Regions from separate parts of the Homo sapiens genome. Here regions 1 and 3 are each linked to region 2. Evidence: read pairs that join two places in POLR2A ChIA-PET (ENCODE). Cell type or tissue: GM12878. All regions are shown on one strand.

What was found. Peaks named below come from ENCODE experiments on the same cell type or tissue, not always from the same donor. Only the 100,000 strongest peaks of a DNase experiment are listed, where the experiment ranks them.
Region 1: POLR2A ChIA-PET joins it to region 2 with 8 read pairs; 3 of 35 experiments call an interaction of 5 or more read pairs at or near these places.
Region 3: POLR2A ChIA-PET joins it to region 2 with 8 read pairs; 3 of 35 experiments call an interaction of 5 or more read pairs at or near these places.

Annotation. Positions count from the first base shown.
Region 1 is chr20:34,252,857-34,256,856 of GRCh38, forward strand. All of the region lies in intron 1 of ASIP (agouti signaling protein), which reads left to right. It also overlaps a transcript of AHCY not described here. Among named protein-coding and RNA genes, the nearest start is that of ASIP, 13 kb to the left of the region's middle. RefSeq lists an enhancer at 3,033-3,212. In GM12878, a CTCF peak has its summit at 2,918 (motif pointing right); no DNase peak of the experiment used is centred here.
Region 2 is chr20:34,413,694-34,417,693 of GRCh38, forward strand. ITCH (itchy E3 ubiquitin protein ligase) reads left to right here. Exons shown (of 25, transcript NM_031483.7): 6 at 49-186. Among named protein-coding and RNA genes, the nearest start is that of MIR644A, 51 kb to the right of the region's middle. In GM12878, no CTCF peak of the experiment used is centred here; DNase peaks (open chromatin) are centred at 1,558 and 2,788; H3K27ac peaks cover 2,921 bases.
Region 3 is chr20:34,653,290-34,657,289 of GRCh38, forward strand. It overlaps PIGU (phosphatidylinositol glycan anchor biosynthesis class U), which reads right to left. Exons shown (of 12, transcript NM_080476.5): 2 at 3,891-3,955. Among named protein-coding and RNA genes, the nearest start is that of PIGU, 22 kb to the right of the region's middle. In GM12878, no CTCF peak of the experiment used is centred here; no DNase peak of the experiment used is centred here.

The DNA of each region.
Region 1 (4,000 bases), 160 kb before region 2:
GGAGAATGGCGATGACTTTTACCAGGCATACTGCCTGCAAACATGTTAACAAGGCACATCCTGCACAGCCCTAAATCCATTAAACTTTGATTCAATACAGCACATGTTTCTGTGAGCACAGGGTTGGGACTAAAGTTACAGGTTAACAGCATCTCAAAGCAGAAACAATTTTTCTTAGTACAGATCAAAATGGAGTTTTTTATGTCTTCCTTTTCTACATAGACACAGTAACAACCTGATCTCTCTTTCTTTTTTTTTTATTTTTTTTTTAGACGAAGTCTCGCTCTGTTGCCCAGGCTGGAGTGCAGTGGCTCACTCAGCTCACTGCAAGCTCTGCCTCTTGGGTTCACACCATTCTCCTGCCTCAGCCTCCCGAGTAGCTGGGACTACAGGTGTCTGCCACCACGCCCGCCTAATTTTTTTGTATTTTTAGTAGAGACGGGGTTTCACCATGTTAGCCAGGATGGTCTTGATCTCCTGACCTCATGATCCGCCTGCCTCAGCCTCCCAAAGTGCTGGGATTACGGGCGTGAGCCACCGCGCCCAGCCTGATCTCTCTTTCTTTTCCCTACGCTCTTATTTTTATTTTATTTTATTTATTTATTTATTTATTTATTTATTTATTTATTTTTTAGAGACAGAGTCTTGCTCCGTTGCCCAGGCCGGAGTGCAATGGCACAATCTCAGCTCACTGCAACCTCCGCCTCCCGGTTCAAGCGATTCTTCTGCTTCAGCCTCCCAAGTAGCTGGGATTATAGGCATGCACCACCAAGCCTGGCTAATTTTTGTATTTTTAGTAGAGACGGGTTTCACCATGTTGGCCATGCTGGTCTCAAACTCCTGGCCTCAAGTGATGCACCCACCTCAGCTTCCCAAAGTGCTGGGCTTATAGGCGTGAGTGCCGGGCCCTTAAAACTGAGAAAGCTGAGACCTAGGTGGACCTAGGGTCAGGCAGCCATTTAAATGACAGGTTCATCCAAGTGATCTGACTCGTGTGTCTGGATCCTTCTTTTTATCCACCATGCTGAAGAGAAACTCATCTTAAGTCCTAAATACAGATGATGAATTTAAAAGGAGAACTGTCATCAGAGATATCACACATCAAATAACAGTCTTCATCATTGCAGAGTGGAAAGACAGTTGAGAAACCCAGTTACACAGCTACTCATTGCTGTCAGCATTATTGTCCTGTTTTTTTGTTTTGTTTTGTTTCGTTTTTTTTTTGAGACAGAGTCTTACTCTGTCACCCAGCCTGCAGTGCAGTGGCACAATCTTTGCTCACTGCAACCTCTGCCTCCTGGATTCAAGTGATGCTTCTACCTCAGCCTCCCAAGTAGTTGGGATTACAGGCATGCGCCACCACACCCAGCTAATTTTTGTATTTTTAGTAGAGACGAGCTATCACCATGTTGGTCAGGCTGGTCTCGAACTCCTGACCTCAGGTGATCCACCTGCCTTGGCCTCCCAAAGTGCTGGGATTATAGGCGTGAGCCACAGGGCCCGGCCTAGCATTATTGTCCTGTATTAATAGCAGGGAGTGTGTTTCTCTAATGAGTAATAACAGCAACAAGGTCTGTACAGATCCAAAAACGTTTACCTGTAATTGCAAAATCCCAACACCCTGAAAAGTATAAGGTTTTGTTCCCCCTTTGGCAACTCATTTGGCAGCAAAATCTGAACTTACCTGAAGACATTTGGCAACAAAACCCGTCCCGAATTGATGTGAATCAATTCATAGTCTGTATTCATCCTGCCTATTATGAAGATCCATGCCTTTTTGCTATAGAAGCATTAATATTTTCATTATAGGGTTCTCCCAGACCCCTTATATGTGGTTTAACATAATATATGGATGATACTATTTTTCTAACGTTCACAAAGTTCTGAATTCTAAAAAACATCTGACCCCAAGAATCCTAATACAACTAAACATTATGGACCTGTATTACATTTAGAATATACATATCCCTCCAGAATTGAGGTAAGGAATACTGGTCTTTAACTTTCTCCCTATTATACCCAAATAAGATTTACTCCACTGAGACTTTACCAATCCAAGACTCAGTCCAACTGTATGGTTCTACCAGGAGAACTGTTTTGCCGGGGGTTGGTCTGTTTGTCTTAAACTAACCCCTAGGATTCACTTTTCCTGAGTTAGGCTGGGGATTTGACCTGGTGAGATCTCCTGCCTACCCATTGTGCAGTGAATAGTGTTTACATTAGGCTTATGGCTGCTCTGATGGTGAACTGAGCTTGTACCTACATTATGAAGTGTTCAGAGCAAGTGATCACTGTGGACTTTGGCCAGTCCATGGACATCCAGTCCCATGGATATTGGCCTCTGGTCATGAGCTGTCCCACTACCCCTTGGATTTGTGAATATTGAACTGGACTGTTGATTCAGCCCCCTCGTTCTCAATCCTGTTCCTGGGTCTAACTTAATCTTCCCCAAACTCCTGCCACCTTTTTCTTTCTTCCTTTCTTTTCTTTTTTGGTATGATCACAGCTCACTGGAGCCTCAACCTCCCAGGTTCAAGCAATCCTCCCTCCCACCTCACCCTCCCAAGAGGCTGGGACCACAGGTGTGTACTATCACACCTGTGGGTGGCAAGCCACGCAGGTGCCAAGGCAAGAGACCGAGGGCACAAGCTGCTCCAGTATAATAAAGAAAATATATAGAATAAGAATAGTTATACTAGAAATAGATTATAGATGTGATTATATATGAATATCATTAATCATTAGTTTGTAGCATTACTCTTTATTCCAATATTATAATAATCTTTGTTCTACAATTATAACCTAGGAAAAACCAGGCCATACAGAGATAGGAGCTGAAGGGACACGGTGAGCAAGTGACCAGAAGACAAGAGTGTGAGCCCTCTGTTACGCCCGGACAGGGCCACTAGAGGGCTTCCTGGTCTAGCAGTAATGCCAGCACCTGGGAAGGCACCCATTACCTAGTGGACCTTGGTCTAGTGGTAGCATCAGTGCTCGGGAAGGCACCGGTTACTTAGCAGACCGAGAAAGGGAGTCTCCCTTTCCCCGGGGGAGTTAGAGAAGACTCTGCTCCACCACCTCTTGTGGAAGGCCTGACATCAGTCAGGCCCACCCGCAGCCTCCAGAGGCCTGACCATCTCCCTGTGATGCTGTGCTTCAGCGGTCACGCTCCTGGTCCGCTTTCATGTTCCACCCCGTACACCTGGCTCCGCCTTCTAGAGAGTGGTAGCAGAATTAGTAAAAGTACTAAAGTCTTTGAAATGCATAGAAGAAATAATGGCATAAACTGTCCTCTCTCTCCGCCTCGGCTGCCAAACAGGGAAGGGCCTCCTGTCTGGTGGACACGTGACTTGTGTAACCTTATCTATCACTGGAGATGGCTCACACTCCTTACCCTGCCCCCTTGTCTTGTATCCAATAAATAACAGCACAGCCAGGCATTCGGGGCCATTACTGGTCTCTGTGCCTTGGTGGTAGTGGTCCCCCGGACCCAGCTGTATTTTATTCTGTCTCTTTGTCTTGTGTCTTTATTTCTACGATCTCTCGTCTCCACACATGAGGAGAAAAAACCCACAGACCCAGTAGGGCTGGACCCGATAACACCCGGCTAATTTTTTAAAAATTTTTTGTAGAGATGAGGTCTCTCTATGTTGCCAGGCTGGTCTCAAATTCCTAAGATCAAGGAATCCTCCTCCTGTGGCTTCCTCCAGTGCTGGGATTATAGGCGTGAGCCACCATGCCTGGCCTCTTTTTCTAGCTCAGATTTTCCGGCCACTCTCACTTCTTTGTAGAAATTCCCATTACAGTTTTTGGCCCATGAGTATATTATTTATGGTAAGGAAAACCCAAAGACACAAAATAACTACACGTACCGCCTCCTAATTTATAACATGCCTCTTGTAACTTGCCTTAATCGAGCTCATTTGTTTTTGTTTTTGAGATAGAGTCTCACTGTGTTGCCCAGGCTGGGTAACAGTGCAGTGGTACAATCACAGCTCAC
Region 2 (4,000 bases):
AACTGGGAAAAAAGTGACCATTTTTTCTGTAACTTTATTTTCTTCCAGTTGAAGAAGTAGTTGTGACTTTGCAGCTTGGAGGTGACAAAGAGCCAACAGAGACAATAGGAGACTTGTCAATTTGTCTTGATGGGCTACAGTTAGAGTCTGAAGTTGTTACCAATGGTGAAACTACATGTTCAGAAAGTAAGTGACTACCTTTTTAAGGTCTTTAATGATTCTTCTTAAATAAAATAGCCATTGTAGTATGCTGTATGTAATTATTTTGATTTTTTTTTTCAGATTAATAAAATGTTTTTTTCTGGCCGGTGTGGTGGCTCACGCCTCTAATCCCAGCACTTTGGGAGGCTGAGGCAGAAAGATTGCTTGAGCTTGGAGGTTGAGGCTGCTCTGAGCCGTAATCACATCACTGCGGTCCAGCCTAGGTGACAGAGTGAGACCTTGTTTCTTTAAAAAAAAAAAAAAAGAAATGATTTTTTTCTTTTTAAAAAATAGACATTGATCACTTTAAACATTTTCTTTTTAGTGTATTATTTCTGTGAATAAAAGCATGTATATTTTTACATAAGTTGAAAAATTAGCCAAATAGAAGTTGAATCACATTTGCCTCCATGAGTAATGAGTTGATTTATATAGTATTTATTCTGTAGGCCAACTATGGCAGTTAATATGGGTTAGATGCCACACCGCCAACTGTGCCAATGGCAGACAGAGTTTATTGTCTGTAGCAGTGTGGGGCTGAGTTTAAATATGACTTTAAATCCTTTTTTTTTTTTTTTTTTTTTTTTTTAAGACGGAGTTTTGCTCTTGTTATCCAGGCTGGAGTGCAATGGCACGATTTCGGCTCACCGCAACCTCTGCCTCCTGGGTTCAAGCGATTTTCCTGTCTCAGTCTCCTAAGTAGCTGGGATTACAGGCATGCGCCACCACGCCCAGCTAATTTTGTGGGGTTTTTTTGTTTGTTTTAGTAGAGATGGGGTTTTTCCATGTTGGTCAGGCTAGTCTCGAACTCTTGACCTCAGGTGATCCGCCCACCTCAGCCTTCCAAAGTGCTGGGATTACAGGCGTGAGCCACTGCATCCGGCCTCTAAATCCTTCTTAACACTGTACCACCCAGCCATTACAAGCTGAGATCCATTTACCATTCCCCTTCTACTTCTGTAGGCTACACTTACAGAGATATCTTTTGACAATACTAATTCATTATATGTGTGTTAGTAAATCTTACAATCTCTGATTTACTAGTGTGTGTTAAAGGAAAATAAACTGTGGTGGCACCTGAGTTAGTGGCTACACAGCTAGCATATTTAATAGAACTTTTTCCTACTGTTTTCCCATCAGATATTTCCATCACTTCCTAATGTGTTAAGTGTATTTTCACTTGAAACATAGATTTTAGAGGCCTGAAGACAATGAAAGAGCAGATTAATGGATTTCTTGATGAGTTTGACGAAGATCTTTTGGTTTACTTAGGAACTGCATTATGAAACATTTTGCAGCTGTCAGGTGCTATTCTTTTTCTACTTTGTTGAAAGACTTCCTACTTCCTCTTTGACTCATGACTTTTAAAAATAGCAGGACAGGCTGGGCACAGTGGCTCACACCCCTTGATCCCAGCACTTTGGGAGGCTGAGGCAGGAGGGTTACTTGAGCCCAGGAGTTCGAGACCAGCCTAGGCAACATAACAAAACCCCATCTTTGCAAAAAATAAAAAAATTTGCCATGTGTGTGGCACGTGCCTGTAGTCCAGGTACTTGGGAGGCTGAGGTGGGAGGATCACTTGAGCCCAGGAGTCAGAGGTTGCAGTGAGCGAAGATCACACCACTGCACTTCCAGCCTGGGTGACAGAGTGAGACTCTCTCTCAAAAAAAATAAAGTAGCAGGACCTAATATGTCTTCCAGATTAGTTCTCTGGGGCTAGTGAGGATGGAAAGAAATTTCTGAAATGGTTATACTGATTTGGAGTTGACACTTTGATTATTGTTCACAAGAACTCTATAATAGTCACATTTTTCTATACATAAATTGGAAGTCTGGAAGATAAAATACAAGTTACATTGTTAAACTGCCCTAAACCTCAGTATTTATAGTGTCCTAAGCTTCGCCCATAGAAGATGAAACTATTACTAATGTAAAATATTTAATAATTGCTGGACGCGGTGGCTCACGCCTGTAATCCCAGCACTTTGGGAGGCCGAGGTGGGCTGATCACGAGGTCAGGAGTTTGAGACCAGCCTGGCCAACATGGTGAAACCCCGTCTCTACTAAAAATATAAAAATTAGCCTGGCCTGGTGGCGAGCACCCGTAAGCCCAGCTGCTCGAGAGGCTGAGGCAGGAGAATCTCTTGAAACCAGAAGGTGGAGGTTGCAGTGAGCCAAGATAGTGCCACTGCACTCTATCCTGGGTGACAGAGCGAGACTCTGGCCAGGCGTGGTGGCTCACGCCTGTAATCCCAGCACTCTGGGAGGCCGAGGCAGGCGGATCACCTAAGGTTGGGAGTTTGAGACCAGCCTGACCAACATGGAGAAACCTCGTCTCTACTAAAAATACAAAATTAGCTGGGCGTGGTGGCGCATGCCTGTAATCCCAGCTACTCGGGAGGCTGAGGCAGGAGAATCACTTGAACCCGGGAGTTAGAGGTTGTGGTAAGCTGAGATCATGCCATTGCACTCCAGCCTGGGCAACAAGAGCGAAACTGGGTCTCAAAAGAAAGAAAAGAAAACAGTTATAACAATATACTACAATAAAAGTTTTATGAATGTCATCTCTCAGTTTCACTTTCACTCCAAAAATACCTCATTTTTTTAGCTTTGTTTGGACCTTTGGGGGGAAAAATACCTTATTGTACTCACCTACTTTTGGACCACAGTTGACTGTGGGTAATTAAAACCATAGCTAAGGGGAGGCCTACTGTACTTACAGACACATTTTTGGTTCTTTCTTTTTGGTGGATAAATTTTCTAAAAATGGCAGTTATATAAATAAACTTTTTCCAAGTGAAACAAAGTGTACTTGTTTTTTCTTTTTCTTTAAGTTGTATTTTAAAACTAGCTGGCTTTATATTCCCCTACTTTCAACTAGTTTAATATCTCGCTACAAGTCTCGGTTATAATGTTTTCTTTACATAATTTGTTATGGTGTTTTCCTTCAATGAAGTACAGAGTTAATCTGCTTTCATGAGTCTCTAGGAAGAGGTCTTCCTAGACCTCTTCCTAGCTTTTTTTTTTTTTTTGAGACGGAGTCTTGCTCTTGTCACCCAGGCTGGAGTGCAGTGGCACTATCTCAGCTCACTGCAACCTCTGCCTCCTGGGTTCAAGCGATTCTCCTGCCTCAGCCTCCAGAGTAGCTAGGATTACAGGCATCTGCCACCACACCTGGCTAATTTTAATTTGCTATTTAGGTAGACTTTTTTTTTTTTTTAGATGGGGTTTCGCTCTGTTTGCCCAGGCTGGAGTGCAATAGTGCGATCTCGGCTCACTGCAACCTCTGCCTCCCGGGTTTAAGTGATTCTCCTATCTCAGCCTCCCGAGTAGCTGGGTTTACAGGTATGCACCACCACGCCTGGCTAATTTTGTATTTTTTAGTAGAGACAGGGTTTCTCCGTGTTGGCCAGGCTGGCTTTGAACTCCCGACCTCAGGTGATCCGCCTGCCTCGACCTCCCAAAGTTGCTGGGATTACAGGCGTGAGCCACTGCGCCCGGCTGACTTTTTTTTTTTTTTTTGAGACGGAGTATCGCTCTTGTTGCCCAGGCTGGAGTGCAATGGCACGATCTCGGCTCACTACAACCTCTGCCTCCCGGGTTCAAGCAGTTCTCCTTCCTCAGCCTCCCGAGTAGCTGGGATGACAGGCATGCGCCACCATGCTTGGCTAAGTTTTGTATTTTTAGTACAGATGGGGTTTTACCAAGTTGGCCAGGGTGGTGTCGAACTCCGGACCTCAGTTGATCCGCCTGCCTAGGCCTCCCAAAGTGCTGGGATTATAGGCATGAGCCACTGCGC
Region 3 (4,000 bases), 240 kb after region 2:
CTTTTATATCTTTGCTGATTTTATGTCTGCTTGTTCTACCAATCATTGAGAAAGGGATATTGAAATCTCTGTAATTGTGGATCTATTTCTCCTTGTAGTTCTATCAGTCTTCATATATTTTGAAGCTCTGTAATTTGATACATAAGCATTTAGTATCGCTATCTCTTTTATCATTATGAAATGTATTTTATCTCTGGTGATACCCTTGGCTCTGAAATTTGTTTCTTTTTTTTACTAACTTATTGTCTGTTTCTCTCAGAAGTATAAGCACCATGAAGCCAGGCACTGTGTCTTGTTTTGTATCCCTAACACCTAGCAGAGTAGCTGGCACTTAGTGAATATTTAACAAATCTTTACTAAAGGAAGGACAGAAGGGAGGGAAGGATTGTAATGCATATGCTGATAGAGGTAGGCACTAGGAATAAGTGATAAGAAGGGGACAGCACCTGTTTTGAAGACAATATATCATAATGAGTAAAATAAACACAGAGGCAATTTCAAGAGTGTGACATGAGCCAGGAAAAGGATAAGCATAAGATTCTTTGGAAGACTAAGGTGATGAGAGACACCTTTCTTTTTTTTTTTTGAGACGGAGTCTCGCTCTGTCACCCAGGCTGGAGTGCAGTGGCACCATCTCGGCTCACTGCAAGCTCCGCCTCCCGTGTTCACGCCATTCTCCTGCCTCAGCCTCCTGAGTAGCTGGGACTACAGCCACCTGCCACCATGCCTTGCTAATTTTTTGTATTTTTAGTAGAGACGGGGTTTCGCCATATTGGCCAGGCTGGTCTCGAACTCCCGACCTTGTGATCCGCCCGCCTAGGCTTCCCAAAGTGCTGGGATTACAGGCGTGAGCCACCGTGCCCGGCCCTGTGTGCTTATTAAGAGTCTCTTGGCCGGGCACGGTGGCTCACGCCTGTAATCCTAGCACTTTGGGAGGCCGAGGCAGGTGGATCACCTGAGGTCAGGAGTTCGAGAGCAGCCTGGCCAAGGTGGCAAAACCCTGTCTCTACTAAAAATTCAAAAATTAGCCAGGCGTGGTGGCACACGCCTATAACTCCAGCTACTTGGGATGCTGAGGCAGGACAATCACTTGAATCCAGGGTGGGGGAAGGGGGAGGGGGTTGCAGAGGTTGCAATGAGCCGAGTTGGCGCCACTTCACTCCACCTGGGCAAAAGAGCAAAACTCTGTCTCAAAAAAAAAAAAAAAAAAGTCTCTGAAGTTGTTCCTAACCTGTTTCTGCCAGTAGTTCTTGTTATTGCAGTTTGATTAGATATTAACCCAGAGATAATAAAATTGAAATGCAAAAGACAGCTGTTATTTCTATGAGGACCAAGTTGAATGCTTTTGAAAGATTAGACAGAAGAGCCAAAAAACAAACAAAAAAAAACTGTTCTCAAAGTACATATGAGAGAGATAACTATAAAAATTAAGGCCAGCCAGGAACGGTGACTCACAGCTGTAATCCCAGCACTTTGGGAGGCCGAGGCAGGCGGATCACAAGGTCAGGAGTTCGAGACCAGCCTGGCCAATATGGTGAAACCCCGTCTCCACTAAAAATACAAAAATTAGCCAGGCATGGTGGCGCGTGCCTGTGGTCCCAGCTTCTCGGGAGGCTGAGGCAGAGGAGTCGCTTGAACCCGGGAGGCAGAGGTTGCAGTGAGCTGAGATTGCACCATTGCACTCCATCCTGGGCGACAGAGCGAGACTCTGTCTCAAAAAAAAAAAAAAAATTAAGGCCAAGCACAGTGGCTCATGCCTGTAATCCCAACACTTTCGGAGGCCAAGGCAGGAGGATTACTTGAGTGCAGGAGTTCAAGACCAGCCTGGGCAACATAGCAAGACCCCATCTCTACAAAGAAATTTTTAAAAATTAGCCAGCTGTGGTGGTACATGTCTGTAGTCCTAGCTACTCAGGAGGCTGAGGTGGGAGGACTGCTTGAGCCCAGGAGGTTGAGGCTATAGTAAGCCATGATCATTCCACCACATTCCAGCCTCGGTGACAGAGCAAGACCCTGTCTTTAAAAAAAAAAAATTAGAAGGTACATTGTCAAATTAGAAAACTTCTTTAAAATGATATGGCCAATAAGAACGGAAAGGGCAGTGGGACGCGGTGGCTCACGCCTGTAATCCCAGCACTTTGGGAGGCCAAGGCAGGCGGATCACGAAGTCAGGAGTTTGAGAGCATCCTGGCTAATATGATGAAACCCCGTCTCTACTAAAAACACAAAAAAAAATTAGCCAGGCATAGTCACGGGCACCTGTGGTCCCAGCTACTCCGGAGGCTGAGGCAGGAGAATGGCGTGAACCCAGGAGGCAGAGCTTGCAGTGAGCCAAGATCGTGCCACTGCATTCCAGCCTGGGTGACAGAGCAAGACTCTGTCTCAAAAAAATAAAAAAGAATGGAAAGGGCAGTGGAAAGAAATGTGATGGATGTGGTGAGGAGGGTCTTCAGGGCTTTGTATGCCCCTCTAAGGTATCTGGATTTTATCCTGAGGTGAATGGTGAACATTCAAAGGTGCCGAGCAAGACGGTGACAGAAACAGATTCACATTTTAGAAAGATGGCTCTGACTACAGAATACAGTGAATGAGCAAGACTGAATGCAAAAAGACCTGTCAGGAAGCTGTTGCTGTAAACAAGAGATAATCTGGACCTAATTAAGAGTGTTTTCACTATTCTTTTTTTTTTTTTTTTTTTTTTTGAGATGGAGTCTCGCCCTGTGGCCCAGGCTGGAGTGCAATGGTGCAGTCTCGGCTCACTGCAAACTCTGCCTCCCGGGTTCAAACAATTGTCCTGCCTCAGCCTCCCAAGTAGCTGGGATTACAGGCACCTGCCACCATGCCCAGCTATTTTTTGTATGTTTAGTAGAGCTGGGGGTTTACCACGTTGGCCAGGCTGGTCTTGAACTCCTGACCTCGTGATCCACTTGCGTTGGCCTCCCAAAGTGCTGGGATTACAGGTGTAAGCCACCGCGCCTGGCCTGTTTATAATTTTTTTTTTTTTTTTTTTTGAGACGGAGTCTCGCTCTGTCACCCAGGCTGGAGTGCAGTGGTGCGATCTCGGCTCACTGCAAGCTCCACCTCCCGGGTTCGCGCCATTCTCCTGCCTCAGCCTCCCGAGTAGCTGGGACTACAGGCGCCCACTACCGCGCCCAGCTAATCTTTTGTATTTTCAGTAGAGACGGGGTTTCACCGTGTTAGCCAGGATGGTTTCGATTTCCTGACCTCGTGATCCGCCCACTTCGGCCTCCCAAAGTGCTGGGATTACAGGTATGAGCCACTGCACCCGGCCTGTTTTTACTATTCTTAAGAGCTAATTTTAAATAAAAATTAGCTGGGCATGGTGGTGCACACTTGTGGTCCCTACTAAGGAGGCTCAAGTAGGAGGATCGCTTGAGCCCAGGAGGTCAAGGCTGCAGTGAACCGTGATTGTGTCACTGCACTCTAGCCTGGGTGACAGAATAAGACCCTGCCAAAAAAAAAAAAAAAAGCTAATTTTATGGGTTAAGTAAGTTTTTCTGGGCTTTCTAAGGAAACAACATTACTGCCGTAGTTTTCATGGGAAATCATATTCCAAACAACAAATTACATGCTAATTAGCATACAACCTATTTGCGGACTAAGGACTGTTTGCAACTTATTTGCCTTTACAAATGGTAACTTCTACAGAAGCCTCATCTGCTTCCCCAGTTACAATCTTAATCTGGATCATTTCCATTGCAATTGCAAAACCTCTTTCTTATGCAGAGGACATCTAAAAACGGGCTGTTTCTAAATATGATCGTCAAGAATACATCTTTTTAAATGTTTGTACAAAACAGAGGTTAGGCTTTGGTATCTGTGACTGTAAACTACTCTTGGTACCCAGAAAAGAAAATAAGAACACTTACTTCATGAAATACTGCTCCAGAATACGGAGATACTCCCAAGTCCAACAGTGAAAGGCCTTCAACCACTGAAAAATTAGATATACAAGTTCACTCAGACTAAGCAGGCAGCT